Regions from separate parts of the Homo sapiens genome. Here region 2 is linked to region 1. A link is a contact called in ENCODE Hi-C or POLR2A ChIA-PET data. All regions are on one chromosome and are shown on one strand. The core of a region is the stretch at or near the end of the contact, and the rest is flanking DNA. Distances in the headings are between cores, read along the strand shown.

Evidence for each region. Hi-C counts contacts between places; a loop is a spot of excess contacts on that map. ChIA-PET counts read pairs that join two places held with the same protein, here RNA polymerase II (POLR2A). Pooled maps may share reads with other maps.
Region 2: a pooled map shows a loop between it and region 1 (9-fold over the local background). The contact joins the promoter of YJU2 here to the promoter of ZNF77 in region 1. A Hi-C loop is called at or near these places in 8 of 50 pooled maps. POLR2A ChIA-PET finds 5 or more read pairs at or near these places in 2 of 52 experiments (GM10248 and HepG2).

Annotation. Positions count from the first base shown.
Region 1 is chr19:2,943,146-2,948,839 of GRCh38, forward strand. ZNF77 (zinc finger protein 77) reads right to left here and starts at 1,826. Exons shown (of 4, transcript NM_021217.3): 1 at 1,693-1,826. The coding sequence starts at 1,695. RefSeq lists silencers at 1,522-1,601, 1,742-1,991 and an enhancer at 2,062-2,221.
Region 2 is chr19:4,245,377-4,251,738 of GRCh38, forward strand. YJU2 (YJU2 splicing factor homolog) reads left to right here and starts at 1,704. Exons shown (of 8, transcript NM_018074.6): 1 at 1,704-1,794; 2 at 3,852-3,952; 3 at 5,651-5,795. The coding sequence starts at 1,771. RefSeq lists enhancers at 764-1,535, 1,294-1,433, 1,774-1,863.

The sequences.
Region 1 (5,694 bases), core at 576-3,075:
CTGTGGCTACAGCATTAGTCCCGCAGCTCAATCATCAACTGTCCCCATGCCCCTGTTGCTTATACCCCCACCCCACTGCAATAGAACCTCAAGCCTCTGGCATTACTCTCCTGCCTCTAATCCAACTAACCCTTCTCCCTATTGCAACAGCCCCTTCTCCCCCTCCCCCAATACCTCGCAATAATCCTTTTTCATAAAAGTTTCCTTACTACGTTTGGGTTTACACAAGCTTGACCACATGTTCGCAGCCTCCCGTTTCTTCCCCAAACTTTACTCAGCCTTCTGTCCTCTCCGCAGGCCCCTGAACTTTGGCCCCCCCGAGTCTGAGCAAGCAGTAAGTGTGGAGTCCCCTGTCACCTCCCCTGAGCTAGCTGACCACGAGGAGGTACATTTACTGTCAACCTCCTTTCTGCTTGTCCCCTAAAACGTTCCTCCAAACCTTTTCTTGTGTATGAAAGTAAAGCCTTTTCCTGGTTGATTTTGAGACCTGGCAGGTTTCGGAGGCTGGGGCTTATCCCTATTTTTCTCTCTCCTTCTCTAGCCAGGATTTTTTTTTTTTTTTTTTTTTTTGGTTTTTGTTTTTGAGACGGAGTCTTTCTCTGTCGCCAGGCTGGAGTGCAGCGGCGCCATGTCGGCTCACTGCAAGCTCCACCTCCCAGGTTCACGCCATTCTCCTGTCTCAGCCTCCCTGGTAGCTGGGATTGCAGGCGCCCGCCACCACGCCGGGCTAATTTTTGTATTTTTAGTAGAGACGGGATTTCGCCATGTTGTCCAGGCTGGTCTGGAACTCCTGACCTCAGGTGATCCGCCCGCCTCGGCCTCCCAAAGTGCTGGGATTACAGGCGTGAGCCACCGCGCCCGGCCCAGGATTTTATTATTTGACAGGCTCCAGGACAGGGCACCACCTCCTCCTTGGCAGACCTTCCCAAACTGACCACCAAGCCCCTGACGGCTCCTGCCCTCTCCTCCCACTCTCCCCGATCCCCTGACTGCCTCTACTGTCCCCCAACACATCCCTCGAGCCCGACTCCCTTTACTGTCCCCCCAAACTTCCCTCAAGCCCCTGATCGCCTCTACTGCCCCCCTTAAAGTGCCCCTGAGCCCCTGACTGCTTCTGCTGTCCCCTCGAGCTGCCCCCAAACTCCCGACTGCAGCTACTGTCCCCCTAAACTGCCTTCGAGCCCCTGATCACCTGTCCCCCAAAACTGCCCCTTCAAACCCATGACCGCCTCTACGGCCCCCTCAAACTGTCCCCGAGTTCCTGACCGCTGCTATTGGCCCCCTAATCTGCCCTTGAGCCTGACTCCCTTCCACTGAACCCCCAAACTGCCGCCGAGCCCCTGACCGTGTCTGTTCCCGCAAACTGCCCCTGTGCCCCTTAAACCTCTACTGTCCACTTAAATTGCCTCAAGCCCCTGACCACCTCTGCTGTCCCCACAAGCTCTCCCCAAACTCCTGACCTGTACTGTCCCCAGAAACTACCCCTCGAGCCCCTGACCGCTTTTGCTGTCACCCCAGACTGCCCCCAGCCCTACCCCTCGGCCGCTGTGACCACGTCCCCGGGGCCCAGGCGCTCGTCGTGCGCCGCCCCGCGCGTCCCTCAGCTTTCTCCGGCTGCGAACTCGGGCGGAAGCCGGTTCCTGCCGCCCCACCTCGCCCTGGGCCCGGGCTCGGCTCCCGCCCGGCACTCACCATGTCCCGCCCGCTCCTGGGCTCTCCAGGGTTAGCGCCCCGCGGTCCAGCGACCGGCGCAGGTGAGCACGACAGGACACCTGAGCCGCTCGGGGTAGGCGGGGAAGCGCGCAAGGCAGAGGGGAACTCGGCTTACCGTCCTCGGGGTCTGATTGGACAGATCTCGGGAAGTGGAGACTCTGATTGGACAGTGCTGTCGACTCCGCACCCCTGATTGGAGAATTCTCCAGTCCGTCCCCCTAGCGCCCTTGATTGGGCAGGGCTCCGCTTCGGATTAACGTCTCTGATTGGACAGTTCCCTAGGCCCCGCCCCTGCCTGTCCTGATTGGATAATTCTCTCCTCAGTGACGGGCTCGTCGAGAACACGCGTGGCTGACCCTCTAGCCGGGCAGCCGCGGATCTGGGAGAACTCACTCCAGTCCAGGGAGGGCGCGGCGTCCTCCTCCCTGACTGCACGGCAACTCCAGACTCAGTTTCCCCTCGGAGCGGCCCCTCGTGCGGGGAGGAGAGGAAGGGCACGGAGTCCCATGGGGCGGAGTCCTGCGTGGGGGCGGGACCCGCGTGCGTGACGTCACCGTGCTGTCCCGCGTGGGCGCGGACGCCTGGGGTCCAGAGACCTGGAGATCTGGAGACCAGACGACGAGGCCCCAGGAGGCCGGACCCCACCAGGCGCTCCCTGTGTTCTTAAAACTCTCGGCCGGGCGCGGTGGTTCACGCCGGTAATCCCAGCACCGTGAGAGGCGGAGACCGGCGGATCATCAGAGGTCAGGAGTTCAAGTCCAGCCTGACCAAAATGGCGAAAACCACTTCTCTCCTAAAAATACAAAAATTAGCTGGGCACGGTGGCGGGCGCCTGTAATCCCAGCTACTCCGGAGGCTGAGGCAGGAGAATCGCTTGAACCCAGGAGGCGGAGATTGCAGTGAGCCAAGATCAGGACACTGCACTCCAGCCTGGGCAACAAGAGCGAAACTGAGTCTCAAAAAAAAAAAAAGCAGCCCTCCCACAAACAGAACCACGTAAGGTCATGAAGAGAGAGGTCTCACATTTATATGCTTAATAACGAAAAAGACTCTACAAAAACCACAGGCTTAAACAAAAAATACTTTTACAGGGACACTCAGACTGGTGTGACCCTTGTTACTGATCTTTGTAGACAAGGATAATTATTTCTGAAAAATGATGTAATCCTCATTTAAAATTTTTTTTTTCCTTTATAAACCTTTGTCCCAGTCTGGGCAACATGGCAAAACCCCATATATACAAAAAATACAAAAATTAGCTGGGAATAAAGGAGTGTGCGCCTATGGTCCCAACGACTTGATAGGCTGAAGCAGGAGGATCGCTCGAGCCCGTGGGGATTGAGGCTGCAGTGAGCTGTGATCTCACCATTGTACTCCAGCCTGGGCAACAGAGACCCCCGTCTCAAAAAAATGAAAACCAAAAACAACCTTTGTCTTCCTTTACCTCCCTGAATAAGCACATAGTTTGCTATGCCGCGCATATTCCCACTGCAATGAACTGTTACCACCGTTTTTAGACAGCCTGTTATTTAGGTCGACACAGTAAAAACATGAATTACGACAATTATGTTTGTATGTAAAATGGCAAGCGATATAGAGTTTATACTTCTACTCTGTCTCAAGCTGGAAAGTCTTTTCGGAGATGAGCAGTCGCGTTCCAGGCTTTAGGAATTGCGGCTCAACTGAATAAAAGTATTCAGAATTTTCACGTCGAGTTCAAATTTATTTAAACTTCTATGATTATTTTCTCAAATGAGTTAAAATAAGAATTCAATTACCATAGGAACAGTACAGCCTTTTACTTTAAGAAATTCTCTAGGGCCGGGCGCAGTGGCTCACGCCTATAATCCCAGCACTTTGGGAGGCTGAGGCAGGTGGATCACCTGAGGTCAAGAGTTCGAGACCAGCCTGGCCAACATGGCAAAACCCTTGTCTCTACTAAAAATATAAAAATTAGCCGGGCGTGGTGGCACATGCCTGTAATCCCAACTACTTGGGAGGCTGAGGCAGGAGAATCACTAGAGCCCGGGAGGCGGGGATTGCAGACCCAAGATCGCACCACTGCACTCCGCCTGGGTGACAGAGCGAGACTCCATCTCAAAACAAAAACAAACAAAAAAACGCCATTTGAACGACACGTTTTGTTTCCCCCCGCTTTATTATTTTTAAAAAGTACCATGGTGTACACATTGCATTACAATTGTTTTTGTGGCTCAATGAAAAAAATAAATCCTCCACCTCTCTTCATCTTAATAGGTGACTTCCTTACTCCTTACAGATGTAAGATGATGTAAGCTGATGTAACAAGGTCTCTCTAAATAGACAGTGGACTTGTTTCCAATCTTTTGCTACTCAAAGCTTGTCTTATGTTGCACCACCATGCCTGGCAGATTTTTGTATTTTTTGGTAGAGATGGGGTTTCACCATGCTGGCCAAGTTGGTCTGGAACTCCTGACCTCAAGTGATCCGCTTGCCTCAGCCTTCATCAATGGATATTAATGAAGCTTAGGATACTCACATTGTGTCAAAGATAAGAGGCAAGGAAACTACAAAGAAATTGGAAGTGATAGGAAACAGTGGAATAACTGTCAGAGAGGAAGCAGTGGGAACAAAAGACAGGAAAGAAAAACATGCCTATTATCAGAGTCCCTGAAGAAGTAAACAGTAGCACAGCTTTTCACCTTACATCATTAAGAAACACATAAATAGGCCGGGCGCGGTGGCTCACGCCTGTAATCCCAGCACTTTGGGATGCCAAGGTGGGCAGATCACCTGAGGTCCAAAGTCCGAGACCACCCTGACAAACATGGAGAAACCCCATCTCTACTAAAAATACAAAAATGAGCTGGACATGGTGGCAAATGCCTGGAACCCCCGCTAATCGGGAGGCTGAGGCAGGAGAATCACTTGAACCCAGGAGGTGGAGGTTGCAGTGAGCCGAGATCATGCCACTGCACTCCAGCCTGGGCAACAAGATCAAAACTCTGTCTCAAAAAAAAAAAAAAAAAAAGGAAAAGAAACACATAAATACTATAATAAATGTAGCAACGTACCTTGCAGAAGATCCAAAGGTTGCTTGTGGAATTGGGCAAGGGAATCTAAATTTCCAGAGTTAGTATGCAGTGGTGGAGAGAGGGTTGTCGGAAATCTAATGTTAAGTTTTAAAGCAGAGGAAACAGTGTGACTTGGTATTTGAGGTGTGTGCGCGCATTTTCTGTTTTCCTACCAGACTCTTCAGTTATGTGCAATTTCTTCTGTTCACTTAGTGTTTCTTAGGGTTGAAACTGAACATAAACAAATATGAAATTCGTGTTATACTCACATTACTCAACATATCAGGTAATTTGTGAAGACAGAGATGTTTCCTGATCAATTGTTCTAGCCGACTGACAGCCAATATCTACATAGAATTATTTCAAAGTCGCAGGGTGCGGTGGCTCACGTCTGTAATCCCAGCACTTTGGGAGGCCGAGTTGGGCGGATCACAAGGTCAGGAGATCAAGACCATCCTGGCTAACATGGTGAAACCCCGTCTCTACTAAAAATACAAAAAATCAGCTGGGCGTGGTGGCGAGTGCCTGTAGTCCCAGCTACTCGGAAGGCTGAGGCAGGAGAATGGCGTGAACCCAGGAGGCGGAGCTTGCGTTGAGCTGAGATCACGCCATTGTACTCTATCCTGGGCAACAGAGCAAAACTCTGTCTCAAAAAAAAAAAAAAAAAAAGAATTATTTCAAAGTCAATTGAGTGGCTGGGGGCAGTGGCTTACGCCTGTAATCCCAGCACTTTGGGAGGCCGAGGCAGGCGGGTCACGAGGTCAGGAGTTCAAGAGTAGCCTGGCCAAGATGGTGAAACCCCATCTCTACTAAAAATACAAAAATTAGCTGGGTGTGGTGGCGGGCACCTGTAGTCCCAGCTACTCGGGAGGGTGAGGCAGGAGAATCACTTGAACCCGGGAGGTGGAGGCTGCAGTGAGCCGAGATC
Region 2 (6,362 bases), core at 454-2,953, 1.3 Mb after region 1:
TTTTTTTTTTGAGATGGAGTCTCACTCTGTCGCCCAGGCCACAGGGCAGCGGCACAATCTCGATCTCAGTTCACTGCAACCTCAGCCTCCTGGGTTCATGCAATTCTCCTGCCTCAGCCTCCCAAGTAGCTGGGATTACAGGTTCCCGCCACCACGCCCGGCTAATTTTTGTATTTTTAGTAGAGATGGGGTTCCACCATGGTGGCCATGGTGACCAGGCTGGTCTCGAACTCCTGACCTCAGGTGATCCACCCTCCTTGGCCTCCCAAAGTGCTGGGATTACAGGCATGAGCCACCGCGCCTGGCGACTATAACGATCTTAAAAGCATACATTGCTATGCAATATCAGGACATCTGGACCTTCCATTGTTGTAGTAGTGTGTCCTCCTAGGCATTTGTAAGACGTTTTCTCAATTGTAAACATCTTATGACCCTGGCTCGTGACTGGCAGCGAATGTGCCTTGTTAATTTTAAGATGGAGTTGATTTTTGGCCAGGTGCAGTGGCTCATGCCTGTAATCCCAGCACTTTGGGAGGCAGAGGCGAGCAGATCACCTGAGGTCAGGAGTTCGAGACCTGCCTGGCCAAAATGGTGAAACCCCATCTCTACTAAAACTACAAAAATTAGGCAGGTGTGGTGGTGCGTGCCTGTAATCCCAGCTACTCGGGAGGTTGAGACAGGAGAATCACTTGAATCCTGAGGTGGAGGTTGCAGTGAGCCAAGATCGCACCACTGGAGGCAGAGGTTGCAGTGAGCCAAGATCGCACCACTGCCCGTCAGCCTGGGCAACAGAGCAAGACTCCTCAAAAGATAAATAAATAAACAAACAATTGCCACAGCAACATCAAGAAGTTACCCTATATGGTCTAAAAAAGGGAGGTATGAATAATCCACCCCTTGTTTAGCATATCATCAATAAATCACCATAAACATGGGCAACCACCAGCCCTTGGGGCTGCTTTGTCTGTGAAGTAGCCATTCTTTTATTCATCTACTTTCTAAATAAACTTGTTTTTGCTTTGCACTGTGGACTCGCCCTGAATTCCTTCTTGCACGAGATCCAAGAACCCTCTCCTGGGGTCTGGATCCGGACCCCTTTCCTGGAACAATCTGACACAGAGGAAACGTCCATGAAAGGTGGGGAGGAGGCTGGGGAAGGAGGCTGGGGAAGGAATGGGATGGGAAGTCCTCGTTAAGGGGAAGGCACAGGTGGGCAATGGAGGGACATTTGGGAGACACTGCGTATGTTTAGGAAGTTGGTTTGGAGCCTGATCTTTAAGTCAATGTCTGTGACTCAAGAGTCGTCCAGGGTCCTCTTAAGTCACCCTATGTGTGGCCCCAACCCCATGTGAGAGTTGCGGGCCCAGGAACGATGTGTGGATTCCCAGAGCCCAGAATACAAGGCAGGCGCATAATACATATTTGCTGAATAAAAGAATGAAGAACAAGAGGTCACGTTACAAAATTTTAACGAGCCGCTGCCCGCTTCTAGGGGGCGCAGCGCACTATACAAAATTCTCCAATTCCACATGGCTCCCGGAATCCTTATTTCGCGCTACTCAGGTTGCAACTCCGGAGGGAAGACGCTGGGACTTCCAGCTTGATAGGCGGGGATTGGAACCAATGAAAGAGGTCTGCTGTGTATGCTGCAGCCAATAATAGCGGCCGAAGGAAGTGACGTTTGCGGAAGTAAGGCTTCCGTCGGAAAAGCTCGATAATTACCCAGCCTAACCATTTCTCAGGTGCTTGCGAGGTGATCAGAAGGCAAAGATGTCGGAGCGAAAAGTATTAAACGTAAGTGTTGGGCGACTGGGGCTTTTCAATCGGAGCAGGACATCCCGGAACTCCGGGAGAGGGAGGAGCTTCCTGAGATCTCTTCTTTGGAACCCTTCTTTCCCAGCGGCCTTCCGCGAGATGGGGCTTCCCAGACTCCTCCCTAGACTCCTCCCCATCGCCTTCCGTCGGGGGGGTGGGCCTTCGCTAAGTCTCCCTTCTGGGCTGGGGTGTAGTTAGTCACCTGCGGGGCGTGGCTTGGGCTTTTACCCAATCACCACCAGATAGGGTTTTTTTTCTGGGGGCGGGGCTTCCTTAAATGCTGGCGGCCGTGTTTTGCCCTCTTCTTGAGGGGCGTGGCTCTGAGAAGCCCCGCCCCACTTGGGGACTGTAACCAATCGTGTACTTTGGGTGGGGTGGGGTGGGGTGGCGCGTGTGTGTGTGTGTGTGTGTGTGTGTGTGTGTGTGTGTGTGTGTGTGTGTGTGTGTGTGTGTGTGTGTGTGTGTGTGTGTGTGTGTGTGTGTGTGTGTGTGTGTGTGTGTGTGTGTTTTGTTTTTTTTACTGGGGTCTGGTCATGCAGATAACCTCTGCCTTACAGTGGCCAAGATTTTACTGGGGTCTGGTCATGCAGATAACCTCTGCCTGACAGTGGCCAAGATTCCAGACTCCCAGAAGAAAAGCAGAGGTTCAGTATAAACTATACTGTTGGCACACTTCTGTTTTTTGGTTTTTTGAGATGGAGTTTTGCGCTTGCTTCCCAGGCTGGAGTGCAGTGGCACGTTCTTGGCTCACTGCAGCTTCTGCCTCCTGGGTTCAAGCGATTCTCCTGCCTCAGCCTCCTGAGTAGCTGGGACTGCAGGCGCCCGCCACCATGCCTGGTTAATTTTTTTTGTATTTTAGTAGAGATGAGATTTCACCATGTTGCCCAGGGTGGTTTTGAACTCTTGATCTCAGGCATTCCACCCACCTCATACTCCCAAAGTGCTGGAATTACAGGCGTGAGCCACCGCGCCCGGCCCCACGCAGGTCTTTCTAGGAGAGCAGTCTCAGGCTTGCTGTAGGAACTCCTGGGAAACAGGAGCCCTGGGATACAAAGGGAGTGTGAGTATGGATTATGACAGATACCTCCACTGCACCACTGGAAAATAAAGCACTTTGTGTTTGGAGCACCTACTGGGTGCCAGACACTGCAAAGAGCACTTTATCCCCCTTGCCTCAAGGAATGCGTGCAAAGACTCTTGGAGACAGAGGACAGTGTGCGCATTTCACAGAGGAGTAAACTGAGCCCTGCAGGTTTCAGCTCCTCAGGATTCAGATCCAGGGAGATGACTCTGTAGGAAACGGATGTAGTATCGTGATTGGGAGGCTGAGCTAACAGAGTCCTGGTTTACCCTCTACAGAATTGCTGGGGAGTTGGGACTCCTCGGGGAACTCGGTCTCCTGCCTGAACAACAGAAGTGCTAAGCAAAGCTTAACCTCTACAAAGGGCAGGGCATGATGGCTCACGTGTGTAATACCAGCTCTTTGGGAGGCCAAGGCAGGTGGATCACCTGAGGTCAGGAGTTCGAGACTAGCCTGGCCAACATGGTGAAACCCCATCTCTACTAAAAATACAAAAATTAGCGGGGAGTGGTGGTGGGCGCCTGTAATCCCAGCTACTGTAGAGGCTGAGGCAGGAGAATCGCTTGAACCCAGGAGGCGGAGGTTGCAGTGAGCCAAGATCGCGCCACTGGACTCCAGCCTGGGCAACAAGAGCAAAACTCCGTCTCAGAACAAAAACAAAAACAAACCCTGGCTTTTTAGAGCTTCCCGTGTAGACAGCATTTCATGTGTATTGTCATGACTGGTATTTAGGAGAATTAAATGCGTCCTGTATAACTCCACTAGGAGAGAGTCAGGAAGCTTGTGCCTGGCCTCCCTCTGACTGTACTGAGTCCTGCGAGTCCTCCCTGCCTGTCGCGGAACCTGGGGTGGGCTTGGGGACCCCCGACACAGCTCCCCAGAGCCCCTTCCCTCTGCCATGTCCTGCCCCTGCTTCTGAAAATAACTCCCCCAACGTTTCCTTCCTCCCCTGCAGAAATACTACCCGCCGGACTTTGACCCATCAAAGATCCCCAAACTCAAGCTCCCCAAAGACCGGCAGTACGTGGTGCGGCTGATGGCCCCCTTCAACATGAGGTGAGCACCCCCTGCGTGACCCCACACACCAGTCATGGCTGAAGGACGCAGTGCCTGGCATCCACAGAGGTGACTCGTCCGGTGTTAAGACCAGATCACTGGTCTTAGACATTGTCCTGGCTCAGACATTGACCATTCCAACCCTCCTTCGCCTCACCACTTGGGATTAAGCTTTGGATCTTTTAGAGCCCTCCAGCCAGTGCCTGCCTTGAGATCATGGTGGTTAGTAAACGTGTGTGCAGAGAGGATAGGACGCCACAGAGATGCAGCCCCATAGATATATTTCAGCTCCTCCAACAGCCAAGCTCGTTCCTACCCCAGGGCCTTTGCACACACTGCTGCCCCTGCTTGGAACTCTCTCCCTCTACTTTCTTTCTTTCTTTTTTTTTTTTTGTTGAGACAGAGTCTTGCCGTGTTGCCCAGGCTGGAGTGCAGTGGCGTGATCTCAGCTCACTGCAACCTCCACCTCCTGGCTTCAAGCGATTCTCCTGCCTCAGCCTCCCAAGTAGCTGGGATTACAGGCGTGCACCACCACGCCCGGCTAATTTTTGTATTTTCAGTAGAGTTGGTGTTTTACCATGTTGGCCAAGCTGGTCTCGAACTCCTGACCTCAGGTGATCTGCCCTCCTTGGCCTCCCAAAGTGCTGGGATTGCAGGCGTGAGCTGCCGCACCTGGCCTTCTCCTTCTACTTACACATGGCAGGCTCCTCTTGTCTGCCATAGGTCATGGCTCCAATCTCACCCCTCCGGGAGGCCTCCATCATCCCCTCACGGTGCCCAGATCTTGCCTTTTGTAGCACTTCAGAATTACTGTATTTCACCAACTCTCAACCCCATACCTTTTCATGCTCTAGCATATCTGAAATCACGCACCTAACGAGGAAAGAGACATCTGGGTCAGTGAAATTCGGTTCATGCCCATGTGTTGTTGGCCTGTCTACTCCTCCCCCTCATTCATTCATTTATTCATTCAACACTCATTTATTGGGCACCTGCTGTGTGCCAGGGTCTGTGCCGAGCGCCAGGAACAAAGTCCCTGGCCTCATGGAGCCCACAGTCTAATGGGAAGTGGAGAATAGTGGTAGTCAGGCAGGTGCACGGGCCCCCGAAGTCAGGCAGGAGAGAGCCCCTGGGGCAGTGGCGCAGGAGGGAGGGCTATAGGTAGCTGGGGTACGGTGACATCAGGCAAAATACTGGTGGCGCTGAGGTCTGAGGATGAAGGGTGTCGCCGGCCATGAGACTGTAGGAGCAGAGGCCTTGAGCTGGGACTGAGCTGGGGGTGTTTGCAGGATCAGACAGGAGGCGGGCGTGCTGGGCTGGGGAGCAGAGCCCGGAGTAGGAGGGGAAGAGGGGGGTGGGGCAGCATTTTTCTGTGTGGCATCTTTCCTCCTGGAGGGTGGGGTGCCCCGTAAGCACAAAGATTGCTTCTGGGAGTGCATGACAGGCAGGCCTCACCTACTCAGGGGGCTTCCCAAGCAGGCGACCCTTGGACTGAGCCCCAGGAAGATATGAATGAGAACACGAAGTTCTCAGGTAGAGGAAATTTGGACACAGGGTGGGGCAGCCTGCCTCTTGAAGGAGGGAGCTCCCCGTTGCTGGAGGCAAGCAAGCAGTGATCTTGCAGGATGCCGCAGGGACAGCCTGCCAGTGGGAGCCAGCGTCCCAAGACAGCTCACATCCCTACATGCTGCCCCGCAGGTGTAAGACGTGCGGAGAATACATCTACAAGGGGAAGAAATTCAATGCTCGGAAGGAGACGGTGCAGAACGAGGTCTACCTGGGCCTGCCCATCTTCCGCTTTTACATCAAGTGCACGCGCTGCCTGGCAGAGATCACCTTCAAGGTAGGTGAGACGGCCGGCCAGGCCGGTCCCTCTCCCCCAGCACACCTCAGATCAGGGCGGGCCCTGGGGTTCCTTAACTCCAATCCTCTCCATCCAGGGAATCTCATTTCAGTTTATCCCCAAGAAACAGACAACAGTTTGGGGGAGATGTTCATGGCAGCATTCTAAATAAAGGCAAAAAGACAGAAGCAACCTAGATAGATAATAATAAGGGATGAGAAGAACAAATTAGCATGCAGGCTGGGCATGGCTCACACCTGTACTCCCAGCACTTTGGGCGGCCAAGGCGGGCAGATCACCTGAGGTCAGAAGTTCAAGACCACCCTAGCCAACATGGCGAAATGCCATGTCTACTAAAAATACAAAAATTACTGGGCATGGTGGCGGACTATAATCCCAGTTACTCGAGAGGCTAAGGCAGGAGAATCACTTGAAGCTGGGAGGCAGAGGTTGCAGTGAGCGAAGATTGCACCGCTATACTCCAGTCTGGGTGACAGAGCAAGACTCCAACTAAAAAAAAAAAAAAAAAAAGCCAGGCACAGTGGCTCATGCCTGTAATTCCAGCAG